Regions from separate parts of the Homo sapiens genome. Here region 2 is linked to region 1. A link is an interaction called in ENCODE POLR2A ChIA-PET data of the cell type or tissue named here. Cell type or tissue: OCI-LY7. All regions are shown on one strand. Region 1 holds the start of LOC107986415 (a long non-coding RNA gene). Region 2 overlaps SLC38A9 (solute carrier family 38 member 9).

Region 1 (8,000 bases):
CTCCTCAGCTGACAGGATTAAGAGATTAAAGTAAAGACAGGCATAGGAAATCACAAGGGTATTGATTGGGGAAGTGATAAGTGTCCATGAAATCTTTACAATTTATGTTTAGAGATTGCAGTAAAGACAGGCATAAGAAATTACAAAAGTATTAATTTGGGGAACTAATAAATGTCCATGAAATCTTCACAATCTACGTTCTTCTGCCACAGCTTCAGCTGGTCCCTCCGTTTGGGGTCCCTGTCTTCCCGCAACATCTCTCCCTTTCTTGTTATATAAATGTGCCATGGCGATGAAGCCTTGTTCGTTCTCTCGATTTTGACACAGGATTCCTTGACTGGTCTGGCACACTAAAAACAAGCCGATTAAACAGAGAAACATAGTTCCAAAATTTACTATAGTGGAGCCCCCAGTAGACTTAATCCAAGTCGTGGAGTTTAATCCATAAAGATTTTCTGCCACCTGATCTAACGCCTCAGCTCTAGGCACAATGGATAAGTGAGCTTGAGGGGCTTCAAAAATTTGTTGCTTTAATTTAGTTATGTCCAATGATAAATTATCTTCCCTACCTAGAAGATGTCCTTTGACCATTTCCCATGAATGATCAGTCATATAGGAATATGGGGTGATGCAGAAATCCAAAGTATTCCAATCGCACTGCATTTGCATGCGACGTTCAAGACTCATTACCCGATCTCCAAGCCAAATAACAGACTGTCTTAAATCATTGATTTGCCAATTTTTGATCGATGCCTTGTTGAGAATTCCACATTTGGGTGGAATTGGCTTACCAATCATTAACAAAATGAGCCGTTTGAATGGATTGGTGTAATGCCATTCCAGCAGTGGTGGCCATTGCAGTGACTGTAATGAGGCCCATGATAACAGCGATTAAAGTGAAAACAAATCTCTTAGATCTTTTTAGAATTTGCTGTAGCACTTCATTAATGAAATGGCACTAGTTCTATACCTGTATAACCTTATCACATCTAAATAGAATACAATGTGGAGGACATAGTGCTAGGCTACTCTTGCTGCCTAAAATCTAGACCAACATTGTGGCCAATTCTGATGTCCCTTCCATAGATTTTTTTTAAAAAGAAGGGAGGGTATTTAAAAACTATAGATTTTATAGGTCGGGTGTGGTGGCTCACGCCTGTAATTCTAGCACTTTGGGAGGCCAAGGCAGGTGGATCACTTGAGGTCAGGAGTTCAAAACCAGCCTGGCCAACATGGTGAAACCCCCGTCTCTACTAAAAATACAAGAATTAGCTGGGCATGGTGTGGCACGCCTATAATCTCAGCTACTCAGGAGGCTGAGGCAGGAGAATCACTTAAACCTGTGAGGCTGAGGTTGCAGTGAGCCAAGACTGTCTCAAAAAAAACAAGCTAAAGGCCGGGCTTGGTGGCTCATGTCTGTAATCCCAGCACTTTGGGAGGCCGAGGCGGGTGGATCATGAGGTCAGGAGATCGAGACCATCCTGGCTAACATGGTGAAACCCGTCCCTACTAAAAATACAAAAATTAGCTGGGCATGGTAGCGGGCGCCTGTAGTCCCAGCTACTCGGGAGGCTGAAGCAGGAGAGTGGTGTGAACCCGGGAGGCAGATCTTGCAGTGAGCCGAGATCACGCCACTGCACTCTAGCCTGGGCGACAGAGCGAGACTCCGTCTCTAAAAAAAAAGAAGAAAAAAGGCTATGGATTTTAAAAACGGAATTACACATTTTAAAAATCCAATATTAGTTAATACCTCTAAAGAAGCTCAAAACAGTTATATCCTAGTTCAATTATACCAAATGCCTAAAAATATGAAACTATATATTTGCCAAGATGACTCCTACTTTTAAAACCAGGCAAGATCAAATAAAAGCCTGCAAACCTGCATGGCCTCACCCTAAGAGATATATTCATATCATTTAATGGTAGACTGATCTAATTAATGACTAAATACAAGTCTAATAATATGCCAATATCTTTGAAATTATATATCCTGTTAATATGAGTTCCATATTAACAAAAAACCAGGGTGTGGCCTGTGATTTATTGGTTGGTTTTTGTCCATGGTTCCTGGTTTATAACTCCCATAGCCTTTGTTAGTCTTTTGTTATAATGTTGGGTCAGAAGCAGGTCCCAGAAGATAGATTCTCTCTCTGACCTTCTGCTGCCTTCCTTTCACCTGCTGCTTTTTCTCCCCAAGGCAGGAATCATCTCCAGCTTTTCTGTTTTAGAGACTGACCTAAAAAAATTCTCTGACCTACCTTGTCTGATTTTAGGTCACAAGGCACTCATTTGAAAAGAGATCCTGAGTCATACCTTGGAGGAAGAAATGCTATACGGAAAGGTGCAAAAAAAAAAAAAATCATAATGGGCAGATCTTGCTGGGTTTTCCCACTCAGTCTATTAGTAATAGATTGTAACCAACCACATTTCTTTGCAGTTGTCAGTCATGTCTATCCAATAAAGCCTCCATAAAAGGCACAAGAGGACAGGGTTTGGGGAGCTTTTGGATAGATGAACACATAGAGACTTACAGGAAGGTGGAAGGTAAACAAAAACCGCAACTACACTTGCACCAACCTAATAGAAAAAATCCTATGTCTTGGGTATAATTTAAATAAGATGTATAACCTTTTAATTTTGTACATGTGTTCTATTTACAGAGGTAAAGAATTCAGAAGAACAGTATAATAAAATAGTAATTCCCAATGAAGAAAGTGTGGTTATCTATTATAAGATTAGACAGCAGCTTGCCAAATTGGGTAAAGAAATTGAAGAATATATTCACAAACCAAAATACTGCTTACCTTTTCTACAACCAGGTCGTTTGGTAAAGGTATGTCATTGTTTCTTCATAAAATACTTGAATAATTCAATATTTAAACATATTTTTGTTAAAGATTCTAATTTATTTTTTATTCTGATAAAATGCTTCCTGCTACAATAGTTGATCTATATTAATCATATTATTTTACCTGTTTCACATGGCACTAACTTAGGGGCTTATGCAAAGGCCTTTTAATCACCACTGGTTTTTGTTTTGGGGACTATAAATTGAAGTAGATAGTTTTGGAATTAACATATAAAATATTTCTAGTTATGAAATGCTAACTATAACTGTTCATATAACTATTCATATAACTATATGAAAAATAAGGCAATTTTAAGTTCTGGATGAATTCATTAGATATAAATGATTTATATCCTTGGAACATTCTGTCATTTTCAGCATTCATTTGCCAACTGAGAGATTCCTGTTATTGCTGTCCTAGGGGCAATTTCTAAAATGAAATTTGGCATTGATTTTTTTCCTGCAGGGTTGATATCTTGTTTCTTAAATTTAGCAGTGCTCTTTCAAAGATATTTTATCAGAAAATTCAGAAAGCTTTATTAGTCTAGAATGTAGGTGTGAAAGGCTGAAATTGCCTTGTAGATATACATTTGATTCTTGCTTACTTGCTTTTCTTTCTTTTTAGGTAAAGAATGAAGGAGATGACTTTGGCTGGGGAGTAGTGGTGAATTTCTCAAAAAAGTCAAATGTTAAGGTAAACTATTATCTTTAAATTAGAATTGTATATCAATTTTTAGTGAAATGTTTTTTAAGGCTTATGAAATCGGTCTAAGAAGAAATAATATTACCTGAAGAGAAGCAGTAATAAATTCTGCCATGAGGAATTAATTTTTGGAATACACCCGGCTAATTTTTGTATTTTTAGTAGAGATGGGGTTTTGCCATGTTGGCCAAGCTGGTCTTGAACTCCTAACCTCAGGTGATCCACCTGCCTCGGCCTCCCAAAGTGCTGGGATTACAGGTGTGAGCCACCGCACCAAGCCAGTCCTTTATATTTTCTGTGTATCACCTCAACCATGAGAAAACTATTAAATGGTGGTGGTGCTTTCCTTCCACTCCCCAAATCTCCCTGACACACACACACACACACACACACACACACACACACACTCAGAGAGACACATGCATTGTTTTCATGTAGCTGTGATCTTCCTTGCAGGAGATGAGGTTAACTGGACAGAGTAGTCTTTATTTAAGCCTCTCTGACAGCTATTAAATTCTCTTTTTATGTGGAGTTGGAAGTGTGACATTGAGTGCTAAATACAGTGGTTTCATGGACATTTACGTAACCCAAGATGGAAAAGCTAGCATGCCTTTGCCAGTTTACTCATTCCATAACTTGTTTGTAAGAGAATTTTGCTAAGGCAGAATATTTTTACCTATACTGAAGTGCTGTAGATTCCTTTCACCTTAGGTTTTACATTTTTTGTTTATTTTTTTTCTTTTTCTTTTGAGACGGAGTCTCGCTCTGTCGCCCAGGCTGGAGTACAGTGGCACGATCTCGGCTCACTGCAATCTCCGCCTCCCGGTTTCATGCCATTCTCCTGCCTCAGCCTCCTGAGCAGCTGGGACTGTAGGTGCCTGCCACCAAGCCCAGCTAATTTTTTTTTTTTGTATTTTTAGTAGAGACGGGTTTCACCGTGTTAGGCAGGATGGTCTCGAACTCCTGACCTTGTGATCTGCCCGCCTCGGCCTCCCAAAGTGCTGGGATTACAGACATGAGCCACCACGCCCGGCCTGTTTCTTTTTTTAAACAGTTCTATGGAGATGATACACACTCTACAATTTTCCCGGTTAGGGTGTATGACTCAGTGACATTTAGTATATTTGCAGATATGTGCAACCATCACCACAGTCAATTGTAGAACATTTTCATCATCTCAAAAAGAAACATATGTCATTCACCTGTCCTTCCATATCCCCCAGAAATAGAGAAAATTTCTTTCTGTTCCTGGTGTGTTGAGTGTTTTTCTCATGAAAGATAAATATTATGTCAAATATTTCTTATGTGCCTATTGAGGTGATCATGTGATTTTTGCTTTTTATTCTATTTTGTATTCTGATATGATATATTACATTAACTGGTTTTCAGATGTTAACATGACTGGATTTCTGAGATAAATCCCAGTTTGTCATGATATATTATTTTCTTTATGTATCGGGATTCAGTTGGTAGTATGTTTTTGAGGATTTTTTATGCCGTATTCATAGGAAATACTGAGGATTTTTCATGCCAGTATTCATAGGAGATGTTGGTTTGTTGTTTTCTTGGTGACATCTTTGTTTGGGTTTGGTATTAGGGTAATGCAGGCCTCATAGAATGAGTTAGGAAGTGTTCCCCTTTTCTTCCATTTTTTGGAAGAGGTTTTGAAGAACTGGTATTAAATATTTTTTCCCAATATCTTCATCACATTCAAAACTTCTTAAATATTTGGTAGAACTTGGCAATGAGGCCACTTCGGCCTGTGCTCTTCTTTATGGGTACTTTACTAAGAGATTACTAAGTCAATTTCTACTTGGTATGGCATGTTCTTCAGATTGTCTGTAATTTATTGATATACAGTTATTCGTAGTATTATTTTATAATCCTTTTTATTTTTGTATGGTCATTAGTAGTGTCTCTTTCATATCTGACCTAGTAGTTTAAATCTTTCTTCTGGGTAAAGTTTGTCAATTTTGTTAATCTTCTCAATGAGCTTTTGGTTTTACTGATTTTTTTTCCCTCTATTTTTCTGTCTCTATTTCATTAGGTTATGCCCCATCTTTTTAATTTTCTTTCTTCTGGCTACAGGTTCAGTTTACTGTTCTTTTTTCAACGTGTTAAGGTAGAAGATTAGGTTATTAACTTGAGATACCTCTTCTTTTTAAATAGAGCTTTTACAATTATAGAGGTTTTACAATTATAAATTTCCCTCTACAGACGCTTTAGCTGTATTCCATAAATTTTAGTATATTTTATCATTTTCATTAATCTCAAAGTATTTTCTAATTTCCCTTTTGATTTCTTCTTTAACCCATTGGTTATTTAGGAGAGTGTTAATGTTCACATACTTGTTAATTTCCCAAATTTTTGTCTTTATTATTTCTAATTTTGTTTTTGTCGAGAATGTACTTGGAATTCTTTCAGTAGTTTTGAATTGTTCTAAGTTTGCTTAATGGCCTGACATGGTCTGTCCTGCAGAATGTTCTATGTGCAGTTGAGAAAAATGTGTATTCTGCTGCTTTAAGGTGGGATGTTTTATAGATGTCCTTTAGGTCTAGTTGGTTTAGAACTTCAGGTCTTAGACTTCTTTCTTTGCAGACCATTCTGTCTGGTTGGTCTATCTATTATTGAAAGTGGAGTATTGAAGTCTCGTAACTATTGTTGTTGTATTATCTATTTTTCCCTTCATTTCTATCAGTTTTTGCTTCATGTGTTTTCAAGCTCTGTTAAAATGTATTTTGTTTTGTATCAGCATAGCTATTTGAGCTTTCTTTTGATTATTCTTTGCATAATATTTTTTCCCATTTTTAAATTTTCAGTCTTGTTTATATCAGTAAATTTAAAGTGTGTCTCCTGTACACAGCATACACAGCAGTTGGATTTTGTTTTTTTTAATCCAATCTGAAAATCTATTCCTTTTTTGGATTGCTTAATCTGTTCACATTGAGTTTTATTACTGATATAGTTGGATTTGCAGCTGCCATTTTAATTTTTGTTTTCTGTGTCTTGTGTCTTTGTTTTCTCTTCTTTTACTGCTTCCTTTTGTATCATGTGAATTTTTTCTAATGTGGCATTTTAATTTTTTAAAGATTTCATATATATACACATGTATGTATGTATGTGTACATGTATATATATGTATATTTATATAGCGAGAGAGAGAGATTTTCTTAGTGTTTGCTGGGGCTTTCCATATACGTATTATTAGAATAAGCTTTAGGTTTACACTGACTGAATTCCAGTGTGATATAGAGGTGTTATTTCTGTATAGCTCTATTCTATTTTCTCTCTTTTTATGGTTATACATATTACATCTATAAATGTTACAAATCCAGCAATACATTATTATGATTAATACTTTATGTACTTTTTATTGCTTTTTGAAAATTTTTTATTACTTTTTGAAAATCATTTATGGTTTTTTTTTGTTTTTTTGTTTTTTGAGATGAAGTCTCACTCTGTCGCCCAGGCAGCCTGGAGTGCAGTGACACAATCTCAGCTCAGGGCAACCTCCGCCTCCCAGGTTCAAGTGATTCTCCTGCCTCAGCCTCCCAAGTAGCTGGGATTACAGGCTCACGCCACCACACCCAGCTAATTTTTTGTATTTTTAGTAGAGACAGTGTTTCACCATGTTGGCCAGACTGATGTCAAACTCCTAACCTCAGGTAATCCAGCTGCCTCAGCCTCCCAAAGTGCTGGGATTATAGGCGTGAGCCACCATGCCTGGCCACTTTTTATTACTTTTAAAGCTTATAGAAGAAAGGAAAGCCAGTGTGTATATATAGCTTTTGTTATATTAACCTTCTTATTTATCATTTTTGGTTCTATTTGTTCCTGTGGATTCATGTTACTACCTGGAGTTACTGCCTTAACCTTAAACAGTTTTGCTCCCACCTACTTCCATTATGTTGTTACTGCCAAGATACTATATTTTGGTATGTTACAGGCTCAATAATATAATGTATACATATTGTTTTATACAACTGCTTTTTAAATCATTGAAGAGAAAAAGACATTTATTTCTATCTTTTATAATTATATAATTACCTTTACCAGTGTTCTTTATTTTATTATGTAGTTTAAAATAAATGTCTAGTATTACTTGATTTTAGCCTGCAGAACTTCTTTTTGTGTTTCTTGTAAGGTGGATCTGCCAGAAACAGATTTTCTCAGTTTTTAGTCTATCTGAAAATGTCTTTATTTTGCCTTCATTTTTGAAAGGTAACTTTGCTGGATATAGGATTCTTGGTTAACAGTTGTTTGTTTTTTTCTTTGAATATGTCAACTCATTGCTTTCTGGCCTCCATTGTTTCTGCTGAGAAGTTTTTGCTGTTAGTCTTGTTGAAGTTCCCTTGTAAGAGATTAATCTTTTTTTCTCTTGCTGCTTTAAGATTTTCTCTTTTTGATTTGGCTTTCCACATTTTTATTATGATAAATGTATCTGCATAG
Region 2 (8,000 bases), 280 kb after region 1:
CAGTGAAACTCCGTCTCAAAAAAAAAAAAAAAAAAAAGAAAGAAAGAAAGAACAAAACAAAAACGAATGAACAAATTAAACACAGATGAACAGGCTTGGAAGGTAACTCCCCAATCAGACCATATTTCCCTAGACTCCACCACGTATTCTATTACACAAAGTCTCCATAATTCAGTGCTACTACTTACCTAGGATATTAAATTTTGAAAAAAATGAAGGAGACTTGAAATTGAGCAGTGGGAGGAGGAGCCCTACAAGATAAAAGGGGACTGTCCTGGACTTATCCCACCACTTTTCAAACTGTTGGGCTCCTGTGTCATTGGCATAGAAAATCATAGAGCTGTTGTCAGGATGGCCTCCACTCCCGGCACTTGGACAAATCACTGCAATAGGAAAGCACCAGATTAAAGAAGATGACAAAAAACAAAACAAAACAAAACAAAAAACAGAAAATGACTGCCTCTAGAGACAGACACTTGCTCTACCAACCTCAACTCTTCCTAGGAGCCTAAATTTCTCTTTTCTGGAAAAAATAGAGGGTTAATTTTAGGAATATTAGGACTCTTTCACCTAAAAATAAATAAGGGTGAGGGAATCTTTAAAATTTCTGAGATATTATCATTATTTTTATTTATTTATTTTCTGAGACAGAGTCTCGCTCTGTCGCCCAGGCTGGAGTCCAGTGGCGTGATCTCGGCTCACTGCAACCTCCGCCTCCTGGATTCAAGCGATTCTCTTGTTGCAGCCTCCCAAGTAGCTGGAACTACAGGCACACATCACCATGCCCAGCTAATTTTTGTATTTTTAGTAGAGAGGGCATTTTACCATGTTGGTCAGGCTGGTCTCAAACTCCTGACCTGAGGTGATCCACCCACCTTGGCTTCTCAAAGTGCTGGCATTACAGGCGTGAGCTACTGCGCCCAGCCCTGAGATATTATCTTTAAACTCTACTGGAAACTATAAAAATATCCCACCAAATATCCCTTGGTTCCATTGCCAGAGAGAAAATACTGGGCTGGATGGTATTTGGTCTTATTTACACAATAATATAAAAAATATCATTTAGGGTGACTGTTTATCACACGAATAACCCATAAAAAGGCCAAAGAGCAGATTTCTTTTAACAACAAACAAAATCTATGGGTTTGGAATAAAAAGCAAACATCATTGAAACAGCTGCCATGATATCATAATCACTGATAAAAATGCAAGAATCTTGAATCCCAACAATCCAAAATAATTCTGGAAGTTGATCATATTTGATAGAAGCCTAAGAGTCCAGATGGTATCCAGATGACTGGGAAATCAGTAAAATGTATGTTTCTTTTTTTTTTTTGAGATGGAGTCTCGCTCTGTCACCCAGGCTGGAGTGCAGTGGTGCGATCTCGGCTCACTGCAACCTCTGCCTCCTGGGGTCAAGTGATTCTCCTACCTCAGCCTCCTGAGTAGCTAGGATTACAGGCGCATGCCACCATGCCCGGCTAATTTTTGTATTTTTAGTAGAGACGGGGTTTCACCATGCTGGCCAGGCTGGTCACGAACTCTTGACCTCGTGATCTGCCCGCCTTGGCCTCCCAAAGTGCTGGGATTATAGGCCTGAGCCACCGCACTGGGCCTAAACGTATGTTTCTTAAATACTGATCTACAAGTGGCAATTTCTTCTGTTATCAGACAGAGTACCAGCCATTCTCATTGTTTCTAATGTCACAGTAGAGCTTTTGCTAATAATCAGCTTTTCGTAAAGAACTCTTAATGCAGGTAGAAAATACTCGTATTAAGTAACCCTTATGCTCATCATTTGTCAAAGAGAAAGAATATTCATTGTCAGTTCTATTTTTAATTTTATTCTCTATCCATTATTTGGCATGCCACAAAGCCAAACATTTAATTTTCTTTCTCCTTCTTAGTCAACATTTTAGTGTGCTTTTTTTCTTCTACGCTCTAGACAGAAATTTTCTTGTGCTAATTATAGTGGTTAAAAGCACAGGCTATGGCAGCTGGGCGCAGTGGCTCATTCCTTTAATCCCAGCACTTTGGGAGGCTGGGGCAGGAGGATCACTTGAGGCCAAGAGTTTGAGACTAGCCTAGAAAACATGGCAACCCTGTCTCTAAAAGAATAACAAAATTTTGCTGGATGGGATGTAGTTCCAGCTACTCGGGAGGTGGAGGTGGGAGGATTGCTGAAACCCAGAAGTACCAGGTTGCAGTGAGCTATGATCATTGCCACTATAGGCCAGCCTAGGCAGCAGAGAGAGATCTTGTCTCAAATAAAAAAAAAAAAAAGAGCACAGGCTGTGGATGGAAGTTAATTGACTGAATAATGAATCCCAACTCTGCCACTTAATATTTAGGTGTCCTTGGATGAAATTAACTTCTATGTTCCCTGGTCTCTTCACCTGGAAAATGGTGTTGACAGTATCTACCATTTAAGGTTGCTATAAAACATTTAATGCAATGCCTGCACACAGGCATTCAATAAATGTTAACATTCAATAAATGTTAGCTGTAATTTTTTTTTTGAGACAGGATCTCACTCACTCAGGCTGGAGGGCAGTGGCGTAACTATGGCTCACTGTAGCCTCAACCCCTCAGGCTCAAGTGATCCTCTTGCCTCAGCCTCCCGAGTAGCTCGGACTACAGGTGCACGCCACTATGGCCAGCTAATTAAAAATTTTTTTTTGTAGAGACAGGGTCTTGCTATGTTGCCCAGGCTGATCTCAAACTCCTGGGCTCAAGCAATCCTCCTGCCTCGGCCTCCCAAAGTGTTAGAATCAAAAGCGTGAGCCACCATGCTCAGCAGCTAAAATTTTTTACACTAACTGAAATGGATTGTTTCATACTCTCATTGTTTACTACACTGTTCAAAATAAACATTAGCAGAGAAATCAAGAAGTGCTGGATATAAGATATCACTATATAAACTGACTTTGCTGATGGGGTTCTCTAAATCATCAATGTGACTGTGATATTAATATTTATTACCCTAATGATGAACTGACTCCCTACTGGAGAAGTACTATTAACTTTAGATATTAGTAAACTAGTTTCATCAATTAATATCAGAATAGGTATAGTAAAATAATTTTCTCTTTAAATACAAGGATGTTATTTGATCCTTTGAAAATTCTGAAGTAAGGAATAGGGCACAAGAGATTTTAGGATAATAATTCAAAGGTATATGTGTATGTGTCCACAGGAATAAAAGCTAGTACTTTACTCACTCATTTTCTAGCATTAACAAAAGACAGGTTTAATTAGGGGGAAAAGTAAGACACTGAGTAGCAAACACTGGAATGTAAACTTCATGAGAGGAGGGACTTTTGTCTGTTCATTATTATATCCCTAGAGCCTAGAACAGTTCCTGACACATAGTAGGCTTAATAAATGTGTTTAATGAATCATCCTCTTAGTGATCAATGTGCATCTCCATCAACATGACATCAGTTTAGTATCCCTGAAATCTAAATACATAAAGCTTTAGGTGATGTTCAAGTTTAACAGCATAACTGTTACCAAAGTTATATTAATGTTTATATTCACTTTCCCTGTAACGGCCATACTGGATTAAACTCATTGGCTCACAAGGGTTTATTTTTTAAAAATAAAGAAAAATTTCTAAGAAATTAATTTCTTTTACAGGTTACAAATTTGTATAGCCTATATATTAATAACTAAAACAATAGATCTCTAAAACTAAGTTAAACTGAGAACTATGCTTCTAGACATCTGATATAATTAATAGTGATATAGGTTCTTGAAAATACTGATTATTCACAGGCAAATATGGATACTGTAGATAAAATTGTGAATTGTATAATATGAACTAAATGTTGCCTAGCTCACATTAATACAACCTATTGCTTGGTTGTATTAATAAATAAATTGAAAAAGCTTCAATTTATTTTTCCATATTTAGTTACTAACCTCTGTTTATTACTAGAAAATGAATTCTTTTACAGGTTACAAATTTGTATAGCATATATATTAATAACTAAAACAATAGACCTCTAAAACTAAGTTAAACTGAGAACTATGCTTCTAGACATCTGATATAATTAATAGTGATATAGATTCTTGAAAATACTGATTATTCACAGGCAAATATGGATACTGTAGATAAAATTGTGAATTGTATAATATGAACTAAATGTTGCCTAGCTCACATTAATACAACCTATTGCTTGGTTACATTAACACAGCCTTTTTGGAGGTTCTTTTTTTTTTAAACACACTACCAACAATTTAGTAGCAGCTCAGTAAACATAATAATTTTCTACTAATCGTTTACCTAAAATAAGGTCACATGTTCTACCTTAAATCCTTTTTGGAGCAAGGTGGAGAGTAAAGAAACAAACAACATCCCAAACTACTTACCAGGGTTGCTATTATTGGTACTCAGTATAGTGTCTGTGTCATTAATGTGATGAATAAAATCTAAAAATAAAGGAAAAAATATAGTTTAACACTGAATGAAAGACACTAAATCTATTACCCTTTAAGGTCTTTTATTTATAAAAATCTTTTTTTTTTCTTTCTTTGAGACGGAGTCTTGCTCTGTTGCCCAGGCTAGAGTGCAGTGGCACGATCTTGGCTTACTGCAAGCTCCGCCTCCCAGATTCACGCCATTCTCCTGCCTCAGCCTCCCGAGTAGCTGGGACTACAAGCGCCCACCACCACCCCTGGCTAATTTTTTGTATTTTTTTAGTAGAAACAGGTTTCACCGTGTTAGCCAGGATGGTCTCGATCTCCTGACTTCGTGATCCACCCACCTCGGCCTCCCAAAGTCAGTCACCGGGCCCAGCCTATAAAAATCTTTTAATATCTGTGTAGTAATCTAGTACACTGAACAAAGACTACTTCACTGTTAACATAGCTTCACCTTCTATAGTTTTCTTCACTTATGGGCATGATAATGTTAGTGTCTTCACAGTTCCACTGTGGAAAATCTTTACGTGTAAATTGAAGATTTCAAAAAAATCTATCCACAACACTGAATTAATGATAGTTTAAAGCCCCGGAATAAAGATATGTATGTAAGTTTTCTCTTATCCTCACACTAAAGTTATATTTCACACAGAGTACAGTTCTAAAGTGTGCAAAAAGGGGAAACCAACACTCATACACAGCTGATCTTACCTGGAAAATCAAAGTTTTTTTTTTTTTTACAAAGTACAATACATACTTTTATAGATCTAAGGCCATATACGAATTGTTATTTACATAAGAACCACTGAGTTAGACTAAAGGAAGTAACAAAGAACAAAGCACATGCAGATGGCTGAGCATTCATCATTCTACAGTGAAAGAGAGAACAGGCAGAGAATGTGTTTACTTGCCTCAGGGGGTTTACTTTATTCTGTTTGATATTAACCTTCTATAACCTGAGTAAGCATTAATAAAAGTATTTGTTGTGAAACTTGAATAAGATAGTAAAAGGTGCTGGGTTAGGTTTTAAGGTCATAAAAGTAAGTTAAATAGTTAAATTATTCATCTTCACCGTATGTTTCTCAAGATAGAATAAAAGAAACAGTATAGTACTTTGGGTTTTTATAATATCTCCAAAGGTTGTTTATGATTTAAGATTGGAATTTATGAATCTTTGTGTAATTTCTTGATGCCAAAGACTTACAGTAAGGCTAGTAAAATCTTGACACGAAGTGTACTGGGTTAAATAGCATTCCCCTTACCCCAAATTTATGTCCACTAGAAACCTCAGAATGTGACCTTATTTAAAAATAGAGTCTTTGTAGATACAATCAAGTTAAGATGAGGTCATAATAGATTAGGGTGGGCCCTAAAGCCAATGACTGATGTCTTTTATTTTATTTTATTTTAATTTTTTTGAGACAGAATCTTGCTGTCACCCAGGCTGGGGTAGAGTCGCATGACTGCAACCTCCACCTCCCAGGTTCAAGAAATTCTCCTGCCTCAGCCTCCCGAGTAGCTGGGATTACAGGTGCCTGCCACCACACCCACTGAATTTTTGTATTTTTAGTAGAGACAGGGTTTCACCATGTTGGCCAGGCTGGTCTCAAACTCCTGACCTCAGGTGATCTGCCTGCCTTGGCCTCCCAGAGTGCTGGGATTACAGGCATAAACCACCGCGCCCAGCCCAATTTATAGGAAGAGGGAAATTTGGACACAGACACACAGAGGGAAGAAGGCCATGTGAAGATGGAGGGAGAAACTGGAGTGATGTACCTACTTGCCAAGGAATGCCAAGGACCACCAGCAACCAACAAAGGTTAGGAAGAGGCAAGGAAGGATTCTTCCTTAGAGCCTTAGGAGGGACCAGGGCCCTGTTCACCCTTTGATTTCACATCTCTAGTCTCCATAGTTATGAAAGAAGAAATCTGTGTTGTTGTAAGCATATTTATGGTAATTTGTTACTGCACCCTTGGGAAACTAACACACCAAGGTTCATGGACAGCATGAAAAAGAAAAACCATAGGCCAATATTTGTTAGGAAAAGACACAAAAGATCTAAACAAATATTAGCTCCTACCCCTCCAAAAAAGCAAATTCAATCCAGTAAGGCATTTGAAAAATATGTCATGACTAATGAACTTATTTAAGTTTACCCCACAATACAAGGATGGTTTAAATTTTACAAAAAGTATTCATTTAATTCATCATATTGATAAAGGAGGAAATTTAATTAAGATAATCTCTTGATTGTCTCTTCATATCTTTTGATTATCTCGAGATGCAGAATAAATACTTGATAAAATTCAACCACTTTAATAAAAATACTTAAGTAGACAATAGGCGGGAATGTCTTTAAATTATTAAAGGGTACAACTGATATCCCACAATAAACATAATATTTGTGAAACATCAGAAAGATTTCCTTATGAACAATATAAGGATATCTACAAGCACCGCTTCAATGCAACTTCACATTAAAAAAAAAACCATCAATATATACATATAGATACACATTTATACGTATATGTCTGTGTACGTATATATAATTACATACGTATATAAATATAAATGTATGTATACATATATGAACTATTAAAAAAACTGGAAAGGTTTTTTTTTTTATTTTATTTTGATTTGAGATGGAGTCTCACTCTTGTTGCCCAGGCTTGAGTGCAGTGGCACGATCTTGGCTCACTGCAACCTCCACCTCCTGGGTTCAAGCCATTCTCCTGCCTCAGCCTCCTGAGTAGCAGTGATTACAGGTGCCCACCACCACGCCTGGCTAATTTTTGTACTTTTAGTAGAGACGGGGTTTCACTATGTTGGCCAGGCTGATCTGAAACTCCTGACCTCAGGTGATCCACCTGCCTTGGCCTCCCAAAGTGCTGAGATTACAGGCGTGAGCCACTAAGCCCAAACAGAAAGCTTTTTTAATTCACAGATGATATGATTATTTAAAAAGGAAACACAAAGTGCATCTACAAAATTTTTATTTTTTATTTATTTATTTTTTTTGAGACAGAGTCTAGCTCTGTTGCCCAGGCTGGAGTGCAGTGGCACGGTCTCCGCTCACTGCAAGCTCCGCCCCCCAGGTTCATGCCATTCTCCTGCGTCAGCCTCCCAAGTAGCTGGGACTACAGGCACCCGCCACCATGCCCGGCTAATTTTTGTGTACTTTTAGTAGAGACAGGGTTTCACCGTGTTCGCCAAGATGGTCTCGGTCTCCTGACCTCGTGATCTGCCCGCCTTGGCCTCCCAAAGTGCTGGGATTACAGGCATGAGCCACCACGCCCGGCTACAAAATTTTTAGAATCAGTAAGAGTTCAGCAAGTTTGCTAGATTAAAGATAAACATTCAAGGGGCAGGGCACGGTGGGTCACGCCTGTAATCCCAGCACTTTGGGAGGCCAAGGCGGGCAGACTGCTTGAACTCAGGAGTTCAAGACCAGCCTGGGCAACATGACGAAACCTGTCTCTACAAAAAATATAAAAATTAGCCGGGCATGGTGGTGGTATTTGCCTGTAGTCTCAGCTACTCGGGAGGCTGAGGTGAGAGGATCACCTGAGCCTGGA

Evidence for each region. ChIA-PET counts read pairs that join two places held together with the same protein. Peaks named below come from ENCODE experiments on the same cell type or tissue, not always from the same donor. Only the 100,000 strongest peaks of a DNase experiment are listed, where the experiment ranks them.
Region 2: POLR2A ChIA-PET joins it to region 1 with 11 read pairs; 4 of 35 experiments call an interaction of 5 or more read pairs at or near these places.

The regions. Positions count from the first base shown.
Region 1 is chr5:55,375,654-55,383,653 of GRCh38, forward strand. MTREX (Mtr4 exosome RNA helicase) reads left to right here. Exons shown (of 27, transcript NM_015360.5): 17 at 2,661-2,833; 18 at 3,474-3,542. LOC107986415 (a long non-coding RNA gene) reads left to right here and starts at 2,099. Exons shown (of 2, transcript XR_001742668.2): 1 at 2,099-2,341; 2 at 2,438-2,555. In OCI-LY7, no CTCF peak of the experiment used is centred here; no DNase peak of the experiment used is centred here.
Region 2 is chr5:55,652,341-55,660,340 of GRCh38, forward strand. SLC38A9 (solute carrier family 38 member 9) reads right to left here. Exons shown (of 16, transcript NM_173514.4): 9 at 4,375-4,434; 10 at 189-383. Among named protein-coding and RNA genes, the nearest start is that of SLC38A9, 56 kb to the right of the region's middle. In OCI-LY7, no CTCF peak of the experiment used is centred here; no DNase peak of the experiment used is centred here.